Regions from separate parts of the Homo sapiens genome. Here region 1 is linked to region 2. The links are chromatin loops, found by intact Hi-C in ENCODE. Cell type or tissue: tibial artery. All regions are shown on one strand. Links, peaks and the distances in the headings refer to the core of each region. The heading gives the core; the rest is flanking DNA.

What was found. Hi-C counts contacts between places; a loop is a spot of excess contacts. Peaks named below come from ENCODE experiments on the same cell type or tissue, not always from the same donor. Only the 100,000 strongest peaks of a DNase experiment are listed, where the experiment ranks them.
Region 1: it touches region 2 in a loop (4-fold over the local background); 3 of 110 quality-filtered maps call a loop at or near these places.

Annotation. Positions count from the first base shown.
Region 1 is chr6:9,532,730-9,538,113 of GRCh38, reverse strand. No RefSeq gene overlaps it. Among named protein-coding and RNA genes, the nearest start is that of TFAP2A-AS2, 870 kb to the left of the region's middle. In tibial artery, for the core only: no CTCF peak of the experiment used is centred there; no DNase peak of the experiment used is centred there.
Region 2 is chr6:10,091,811-10,097,194 of GRCh38, reverse strand. It overlaps LOC124900218 (a long non-coding RNA gene), which reads left to right. Exons shown (of 5, transcript XR_007059909.1): 5 at 1-1,778. It also overlaps the pseudogene OFCC1. Among named protein-coding and RNA genes, the nearest start is that of TFAP2A-AS2, 310 kb to the left of the region's middle. In tibial artery, for the core only: no CTCF peak of the experiment used is centred there; no DNase peak of the experiment used is centred there.

The DNA of each region.
Region 1 (5,384 bases), core at 134-5,133, 560 kb after region 2:
AACGCAACCTATTATGTCAATCATAGAACCTATTCTACCAAGATTAATGAAATCAGCCAATTATTTTTAGGTTAATAATATTTATAAGGAGCCAGGCATGGTGGCTCATGCCTGTAATCCTAGCACTTTGGGAGGCTGAGAAGGCCACATCTCCTGAAGTCAGGAGTTTGAGACTAGCCTAGCCAACATGGCAAACCCTGTCTCTATTAAAAATACAAAAAAAAAAAATTAGCTGGTCCTGGTGGCACATGCCTGTAATCCCAGCTGCACATGAGGCTGAAGCAGGAGAATTGCTTGAACCCAGCAGGCGAGGTTGCAGTGAGCCGAGATCTCACCACTGCATTCCAGCCTGGGCAACAGAGCGAGATTCGTCTCAAAAAACAAAATTTTTTTGAAAGATATTTCTTGCTTAAACAGGAAATGAATTTCCTTATCTCTGCCTTTTCTGTCCCCAATCCTTCCCCACAATGTGATTAATCATAGCTTAGTATGCATTGTGCTTTGTAGCTTTAATGCACAATAATATTTCAAGAATCACACTAGTGACTTATTTAGGGAAGGTCACATAAATCACAAGTTTATTGCCACCATGAGCCAATGGAAAAGACTTTGCATAAACCTCAGCTATAATTCCCTCCCCCCTCATTTTCTCTGAACACTTCAACTCAAAGAAGTCTGACTCAATTTAATAAACATTTAATGAATTTCTACTATGTTCAAAGCACTGTACCAAGTACGAGGATCTTAGAAATGAGTAAAGCATATCCCTCTACCTAAGGCATGTATTTTTCTTGTCTGGATAGCTATGACTGCTATCACTTACCTGCATCTTCTAAGCTACTTAAATTTTTGTGTTTGTAGTTATATTCTAACTCCCAAGTTATTTGCTAAGGAAGCTGGAGTTTGAAGATACGCCTTGTTTTTATATTCTGACCAGTGTGATCCTATATCCTGCTTTGCCTGACTGGCTTTTCTTGTCTCAGGATAATTAGTAATAGCACTCCATTCCCCACCAATATATTCTACTTTGAATAATACATTCTGTCTGCACAACATAGTATCCAGCCTGTTGTTGGCTTAGAGACCAAAATAGAGAATGATGGGAAGGGTAGAGCTTTATAGTCCCAAACCTGTGTTTGATCCCTGCTCCAGCCCTGACCAAATGATAGCAGGTTTTTTTTTTTTTCTAACTTTCCCAGGCCTTAACTTCCTAATAAGCAAAATGGTCAAGGTGACATCAACACCATAGGGTTGCTGTAAGACTAAAGGGTTTTAAATGCTGGAAAGCAATTTGCAAACACAAAGCACTATCTAACCATTCCAGTAAATAATTATTGTTGGTGACTATGATATAGGCAGTGTGGAAGGTCACAGGTCTCGGAACTAAAGTGTGTCAAGTCTAATCTTTAATATTTAGGATTAATAAAGGCAGGGCTAAGAGTATAGCCCAAGTATTGCTGAGCAATTAGCCAAATATAACTGAATAAGAATAACAATGATAATATCCACAGCTATAATTTATTATGTCTATATGGTATACTATGTATTACAGGTACTCTGTATGTACTAGTACTAATTGTTATATTTTCCCGTTTTATAAATGGGGACATTGAGGTCCAGAGAGGCTGAATAATTTATAATGGGCACAGCTTAATGAATGACTGAGTTTGCTTTCAAATAAATCTTTCATCATTTCCAACCACCTTTTGCTGTGTGCTGGCACCACAGGAAATTCTTAGTGCACTCACTGTCAAATAAAAACATACTCCCACACACATACACATGCACACATACACTCACACGCACATGTGTGAGCACACATGCACACCAAGCAGATAGACAATGTAACAAAGAATGCTATGCACACACTGCACAGAAAGATGATGGTCCAAATCAAAATGCTTTAGTCCTGATTTTCTTCAAGATACCTATCAATAATAAACTTTCGGGCTGGGTGTGGTGGCTCACACCTGTAATCCCAGTATTTGGGAGACCAAAGTGGGCATATCACCTGAGGTCAGGAGTTTGAGACCAGCCTGGTGAACATGGTGAAGCCCCGTCTCTACTAGTAACACAAAAATTAGCCGGGCTTTGGTGGTGGGTGCCTGTAGTCCCAGCTACTCCTGAGGCAGAGGCAAGAGAATGGCTTGAGCCCAGGAGTCAGAGGTTGCAGTGAGCCGAGATCGCCCCACTGCACTCCAGTCTGGGCAACAAGAGCGAAACTCTGTCTCAAAAAAACAAAAAACGAAACACAAAAAAAACTTTTGGTGGGGGAGTTTGGAGGAGAGTTCTTCCTTCAATCATATGCAAAATCTAACAAAAAGTTTTCTATAAAAATACTCGATTTCAATATTAAATTCTCATATATTTTAAATAACTACTAGTTATTTTAGGTTATTTTTGCTTTAAATAACTACCAAGTAAACATTGTAAATAGTTTTAAGTTTAAAAGTGTGTGTTAACTATTTACTAAATAACAGGAGTTACTGTTATTTTCATATCTCTACTACTGCGTTAAACTCTGGGTCTACATTATTTCCTTCTTTAAAAAAATAATATTGCTTTTTATTCGCAACACTCTTTATTAGGCAATAGCAATATGCTCTCTCTACATTTCATTTTATTTATTATGTATTTCAATTACTTTATTTGAATGTTAAAGCTGTCAGCTTTTGGTGAAAATGTATAGAGACATTATAGTAATAATTTAAACACTTCTCTGCATGAAGTATTTTTTTCTGAATTCTTATAAAAAATTGCAAATACTAACACTACATGACTCAGCATTGCACTTTACACACAATTTGAAGAGGATCATTTTAACCCACTAGTACTGAAACATTTGTTTTAGTTCTCCGTCTCTCAACAATCTAGAGGAACTCAGATGCTTGGACCAATCTTGCCAAACATTCTCGTGTATTCTGCTGTGAACTGCCCCACCTTGTATACCACTGCCAGTAACAAGTTCAAGAGGAATGAGAGCTGTTCATCATATGCTGAAGGTCAAATATAATAATATTGTGAGAGTCATTGCCAAACTTAAAATTATAGACTTTCCCCCTAAATATTTAGTGAGCGACTTCTCTATGCCAGGAACTCTACTATGCACTGGGAATAAAAATAAAATTAAAAAATAAATCATTATTGTCATCATCTGTGCCCTTAAAGAACTATAGTTCAGGATGAAGACACATAAAAAAGAACAATTGGCCGGGCGTGGTGGCTCCCGCCTGTAATCCCAGCACTTTGGGAGGCCAAGTCAGGCAGTTCACTTGAGGTCAGGAGTTCGAGAGCAGCCTGACCAACACGGTGAAATCCCGTCTCTACTAAAAATACAAAAAAAAAAAAAGGTAGCTAGGCATGTGATCTCAGCTACTCAGGGAGGCTCAGGCAGGAGAATCGCTTGAACCCAGGAGGCTGAGGTTGCAGTGAGCCAAGATCACATCATTGCACTCCAGCCTAGGCGACAGAGCGAGACTCAGTCTCAAAAAAAAAAAAGAACAATTAATTAAAATGCCTTCTGATAAATGTTATGATGGCAGTAGGCATGGGATTCTACGGGGCTGTGTACACAGGAGACCCCTCTAATCTAGACAATTAGGGAGGGTATAGGGTTGCGTTATTGGGTGTGGCAATTTAATTTCAATCTTGAGAGTAACATGGGAAGATGAGATCTGAGCACTGAAGGACAGTCCAAGGTCCAGAGTTAAGAAGGGAGCTGTGCCAAGGTAGGTTTTATGTTTTCCTTTAAAGATGGAATGATTAGATGGGCCTTCTAGAGATAGTCCAGAGTCCTAGGTTACAGGGCTGTGCTCTAAGTCCTGCCTTTTTTTAATGATGATATATTGGGTAAGTTTCATAATACCTCTGAAGCCAGTGTACTCCAGAAAAGTGAACATCATCTTTGCTTCTTACCATTGAAACTATGAGGATAAGATGAGGTAACACAAATGAGGTAAATGACCCTTGAACAACCATACAGTAATCCCTGCAAGAACTGGGAGCAGAAACAAGACCCGAATCCTAAAGGAACGGACGTAGAAAGCAAGGACTGAGAAAAGTGACGAGTTACTGAAACTCAACATTTGACCCTATGCCAGAACCTCACTATGCCTGGTTCGAGGCTGCCTGCTTCCCTGATGCATTTGCTCAGCTGTCTAAACCTCTCAGCCAGTTTCTTTCCTTAGAATATCTTGACTCCGCATCCTCCACATTTTGAAACCTCCACAACTTAGTAATTGTCAAGACCCACAAGTCTGACCTTTAAACGTTAATTTCCAATGCCATCTTTTTTCTACATTGAACTCAAAAAAGGTTAAAGGGAAGCAATGGGTTCAATAATTTTGCTAAACTGTAACTATGAAAATGGCACACTTGTTAAAATTATTATGTACTATGGTGCAAAATCTACCATGCCTACTTTTGTTTTTTGATATTGATGACATAAAATAGATTTACTTTTTAGAAGAGGCAAAATCACTTACTAGCTAGAAGTATATTCTCTAAAGCCAGCTTGTCCATGTTTAAATCTCAGATCTACTACTTGCTAGCTGAGTGACCTGGAACAAATAATTCAACCTCCCTTTGCAACTGTTTCCTCACCTGTAAAATGGGATAATACTGTCTACCTCATAGAGTTCTTGGAAAGAATGAATGAGGTAATTCACATAAAACTGTCAGAACAATGCCTGCCACATAATAAATGTTCAATAAATGTTGGCTGTTATTGTATCCAGCACTGGGGTCACAGCAAGTCACCTTGTTGGCACTCAATAAAATCTGTGGTTGAAAGGAATGATTGACTCAAATGAGTAGCAAATAATGACATAACACTTCATATAAGTTCATTTTAATAAAATTATCCCTGGAGAAGCATACCTAAAAGCAAACTCAGGCATTAGTGGACATGAAAAAGATATACGTGAGAATTACAATATTCAACAGCAAACATTTTTTAACAGGAATAGGGGTAAGTTTCTGTCTGAGGGCTGTTGCAAAAACTCAAAAAATGCTTTGCCTGTTACAGAGTGATAAATTGTCACAAAGGGAAAACTTCAAGGAGTCAGAGAGCATTTAAAGCATTGAGTCATGAGAGCTCCTTCCAAAGAAACAATACCTTCTGCTGTTTTTCACTTGCACTTAAATTATCAAAACAAAGTAGCAATGATGAAACTTATTATTTTAATCAAGCTTGCACATTAAAATCCCACCTCTCATCACTTTAGCCAAATGTCACTGTCGGAGTTGTTTTGATATTCTGCCACCATGTGTGTTGAAATCGTTTTGTGTAAAACTTTACTCTGGAAAACAAAGGTGTGTATATTTGGAAACAACCAACTGGCTTGCTGAGTCATTGGCTTCCATCTCATTATCTGATGTAGATC
Region 2 (5,384 bases), core at 278-5,277:
CCCAGGCTGGAGTGCAGTGGTGCAATCTTGGCTCACTGCAACCTCCACCTCCTGGGTTCAAGCAATTCTCGTGCCTCAGCCTCCTGAGTAGCTGGGAATACAGGCATCCGCCACCATGCCCCAGTAATTTTTGTATTTTTTTTTAGTAGAGATGAGGTTTAACCATGTTGGCCAGGCTGGTCTCAAACTTCTGCCCTCAAGTGATCCGCCCACCTTGGCCTCCCAAAGTGCTGGGATTACAGGTGTGAGCCACTGCACCCGGCCTATTAACCAATTTTAAATTTTATTTTACCAGCTGGATTTTCAGTGGGGGAAAGTTAGGCCCTTTGGAAAAATGCACTGGCTCTTTTGATACAAACAATGGCATTGTGGTGGCCAACCTTCTAAGAGAAAGGCTTGCGATAACAAAATCGAGGCTCTTGTAGGGCGATATGGCTGATGGACTATTTGACAAAGAGAAAGCCTTTTACCTGTATGAGCCTCTGCTCCTTCCTCTGTAGGTAAACAGCATACTCCTACAATGAGACTCTCTTCATTCCCTTTAGGTTTAATAGTCTATGATTCTAAATAAGCAACTTTATGCAGAGAAATAATTGTGTTCAACAAAAAGATTGCTAGGTTCACCAGAGAAATGGATGGACAGTCCAAAAATTAGTACAGAGAGTCCTGGAGTAAAAGTTAAGAGACCTGGGACGTGTTTCTGCCTTTGTTTCTGACTGCCCTTCATTTTTCAGCTTAAAATGTAAGATATAGCACAACCTTTATCTCATTTGTCTGTGCTATAAAGACAAATACAATTTTCTATATGGAACAAAACAACCCCCCCACCCCCGAACTGTAGGTTCTTTTGGAAAAATACGCTATAGCAATTTTTATATATATATACACACACACACACACATTATGCAAAAATGATACTTAGGGGTGTGTGTGTGTGTGTGTGTATATATAAATGATACCTAGGTGTGTGTATATATGTATACACACACATTATGCAAAAATGATACCTAGGTTTTGGTCCTATAGGGCACCTGATGTTGTAGTTCTTTGCTTTCAAAACATACCAGATCTCCTTTAGTGGTCCTTTGTTTTCCAGAGCATAATGCTTTCAAAACTTTAAACTTAGTAAAAACAATGTCTTAAAATCAGGTCTTGATTTTTTGTAAGTCACATAAATAAATTTCCAGTCAGTAAAACATGATTGTTTTTCCGTCTTTCAGATAACTAGAAAACAAGTATCCTTATTGAAATACAGCCAAAAATAGAATTTGCCATTAGTATAAAAAGCTTTAGTCAGATTCATTTCAATATTTCCGTTTGTGTGGTGATATTATTAAGCAGCCTCTTAATAACTGAAACATACAAACTAGAATTGTTGTAATACTATGGCTTTCAGAAGGGAATTACATGCTTGTATCCTCCATGCGTGAGATCCCAGCCGACCTCGGAGGTAATCCCGTTCCAGTGCTCCTGACAAAGTGGACAAGGGGAACAAAACAGATAGCAGTGAATGAACAATTCAGCGAGGCTAGCACCCAGTATTACTAGCAGGGAAACAGAGGCAGGAAAAGTCACTTTCTCAAACTACAAGTGAGGGCCAGTTCTACCTCTGAATCTTAGTCTTTCTGACACTGGTATCACTGGCTGTTCCTGATGTCATCATGTTGGAATTGGGAGAGAAGAGTGGAAGTGGGAAAAGGCCAGCACGTGCTCTACCCTCCAGTTGATCCCGCTGCAGGCAGAATCTCCCAATGGGCTTCCAGGGTTTACCAGTTTGCATTGCAGATGGTGTGCTTCCCTCTTTTTTCATCAGCTTCCCTGCTCCACCCTCCCACATCCTCTTCCAGCTGCCATGTGACTTTGAGAAATTAAACACATGACTGCATCCTAGGACGTGTTTGGAAATTCCTGCTGTCCATATTTTCAGCCTCTCTCTCTATTCTGATCAAGCAAGAAATACATCCGAATATCAGCAAATCTACTGTAATCTTCCTAACCGCCCCTTCCTCCCTCTGGGCCCACCATGACTATCCATCTCCAGGAAACTAATAGTCATCACAACTGACCACTTTTTAAAAAAATGTTTTATCATCCAGGGCTTGTTCTTTAAACAACAAGCATAACAACAACATACACTCTACCCTGCTCTAAAGAGGCCACAGTGTGGTGAGTTCCAGGTGTTCTCTATCCAGCCAGGTCCTTGAGGGCTTTATCGTCACATTATCATCACAGGTGTCTTTAGGGAACACTTGGCATGTGCCAGGACACTTGCATTTTCTTGAAGACAACCAATTATTTAATATAAATGTACTCTGCATAAGTGAATCAAGACTTGGAAAAGAAAATGTGGAGCCCCTCTGCCATCTTTGAGTAATATTCCTGTAGTCCTCTTTGTGCAATCTTGGTCCTGCCAAGTTGTGATCCCTAGTGTTGGAGGAGGGAGATGGTGGGGGGTTATTGAATCATGGGGGTCAGTCCCTAATGGTTTAGCACCATCCCCCTTGCTCTTCTTGTGATAGAGCTCCCACAAGATCTGGTTGTTTGAAGGTGTGTAGCACCTCCCCTCCCTCTCTTGCTGCCATGTGAAGATGTGCTTGCTTTCCCTTTACCTTCTGCCATAATTGTAGGTTTCCTGAGGCCTCCCCAGAAGCAGAAGCCTGTGCAGCCTGCAGAGCTGTGAGCCAATTAAACCTCTTTTTAAAATAAATTATCCAGTCTCAGGTAGTATTTATAGCAGTGTGAGAACAAACTAATACAGAAAATTGGTACCAGAGAATTGGGGCATTGCTATAAAGATACCTGAAAATGTGGAAGCAGCTTTGGAACTAGGTAATGGGCAGAGGTTGGAACAGAAGGGCTCAGAAAAAGACAGGGGGATTAGGGAAAGTTTAGAACTTCCTAGAGACTTGTTGAATGGTTGTGACCAAAATGCTCATAGTGATATGGATAGTGAAGTCCAGACTGAGGAGGTCTCAGATGGAGATGAGGAACTTATTGGGAACTGGGGTAAAGATCACTCTTGCTATGCTTTAGCAAAGAGACTAGTGGCACTGCTCTCCTGCTCTAGTGATCTGTGGAACTTCAAACTTGAGAGAGACGATTTAGGGTATCTGGCACAGAAGAAATTTCTAAGCAGCAAAGCATTAAGATGTGGCCTGGCTGCTACAAAAACCTACGCTCACCTGCATAAACAGAGAAATGGTCTGAAACTGGAAGTTATATTTAAAAGGGAAGTAGAGCATAAAAGTTTGGAAAATTGACAGCCTGACCCTGTGGCAGAAAAGAAAAACCCATTTTCTGGGGAGGAATTCAAGCCAGCTGCAGAAGTTTGCATAAGAGGAGCCGAATGATAATAGCCAAGACAATTGGGAAAATGACTCCACGGCATTTGAGTGACCTTCGCAGCAGCCCTGCCCATCACAGTCCTGGAAACCTAGGAGGGAAGAATGGTTTCCTGGGCCAGGCCCAGGGCCCTGCTGCTCTGTGCAGCCTTGGGACATGGCACCCTGCATCGCAGCCACTCCAACTCTAGCCATGGCTAAAAGGGACCAAGGTACAGCTCAGGCCATTGCTTCGGAGGATGCGAGCCCCAAGCCTTGGCAGCTTCCATGTGTATTAAGCCTGTAGGTGTGCAGAGGGCAACAGTTGAGGCTTGGGAGCCTCTGTCTAGATTTCAGAGGATGTGTGGAAATGCCTGGATGTCCAGGCAGAAGTCTGCTACAGGGGTGGAGCCCTTATAGAGAACTTCTACTAGGGCAGCGCTAAGGGGAAATGTGGGGTTGGAACCCCACACAGACTCCCCACTGGGGCGCTGCCTAGTGGAGCTTGGAGAGGAAGGCTACCATCCTCCAGACCCCAGAAAGGTAGATTCACTGGCCGCTTGCACCACATGCCTGGGAAAGTTGCAGGCACTCAATGCCAGCTTTTGAGAGCAACCATGGGAGCTGGAGCCATGCAGAACCACCACAGGGGCTGAGCTGCCCAAGACTTTAGGAGCCCATCCCTTGCATCAGTGTTGCCTGGATGTAATCATGGAGTCAAAGGAGACTGTTTTGGAGCTTCAAGATTTAATAATCACCCTGCTGAGTTTCAGCCTTCCGTGGGATGTGTAGCCGCTTTGTTTCAGCCAATTTCTCCCTTTTGGAATGGGAGCATTTACTCAATTCCTGTACCCCCATTGTATCTTAGAAATAACTAATTTGTTTTTTAATTTACAGGCTCATAGGTAGAAGGGACTTGCCTTGTCTCAGATGAGATTTTGGACTTGGACTTTTGAGTTAATGCTGGAATGAGTTAAGATTTGGGGGGACTGTTGGAAAGGCATAATTGTGTTTTGAAATGTGAGAAGGGGCCAGGTGTGGTGGCTCATGCCTGTAATCCCAGCACTTTGGGAGGCCGAGGCGGCAGGATGATGAGGTCAGGAGATTGAGATCATCCTGGCCAACATGGTGAACCCCGTGTCTACCAAAAATACAACAATTAGCTGAGCATGGTGGCGTGCACCTGTAGTCCCAGCTACCCGGGAGGCTGAGGCAGGAGAATCACTTGAACCTGGGAGGCGGAGGTTGCAGCGAGCTGAGATCGCACCACTGCACTCCAGCCTGGTGACAGAGTGAGACTCTGTCTCCCTGCCCCCTACCCCCCCCAAAAAAAAGAAATGTGAGAAGGACATGATATTTTGAAGGGGCCAGGTGGAATAATATAGTCTGGGACTCTGTGTCCCCACCCAAATCTCCTGTCAAGTTGTGATCCCCAGTATTGGAGGAGGGGCCTGGTAGGAGGTTACTGAATCACGGGGGTGGTTCCTCATGGTTTAGCACCATCCTCCTCACTGTGCTGTAATAGAGCCCTCCTGAGCTCTGTTGGTTGAAAGTGTGTTGTACTGGCCAGGCACAGTGGCTCACACCTGTAATCCCAGCACCTTGGGAGGCAGAGGCAGGCAAATCACAAGGTCAGGAGATTGAGACCATCCTGGCTAACATGGTGAAACCCCATCTCTACTAAAAATACAAAAAATTAGCTGGGCATGGTGGTGGGTGCCTGTAGTCCCAGCTACTTGGGAGGCTGAGACAGGAGAATGGATGGCAAGAACCTGGGAGGCAGAGCGTGCAGTGAGCTGAGATCACGCCACTGTACTCCAGCCTGGGCGACAGAGCAAGACTCCATCTCAAAAAAAAAAAAAAAAAAAAAAGACAGTGTGTTTTACCTCACCCACCCCTCCCGCCAGCCAAGTGAAGATGTGCTTGCTTCCTCTTCACCTTCTGCTATGATGGTAAGTTTCCTGAGGCCTCCCCAAAAGCAGAAGCCTATATAGTGTGCAGAAGTGTAAGTCAATTAAACCTTTTTTTAATAAATTACCCAGTCTCAGGTAGTTCTTTATAGCA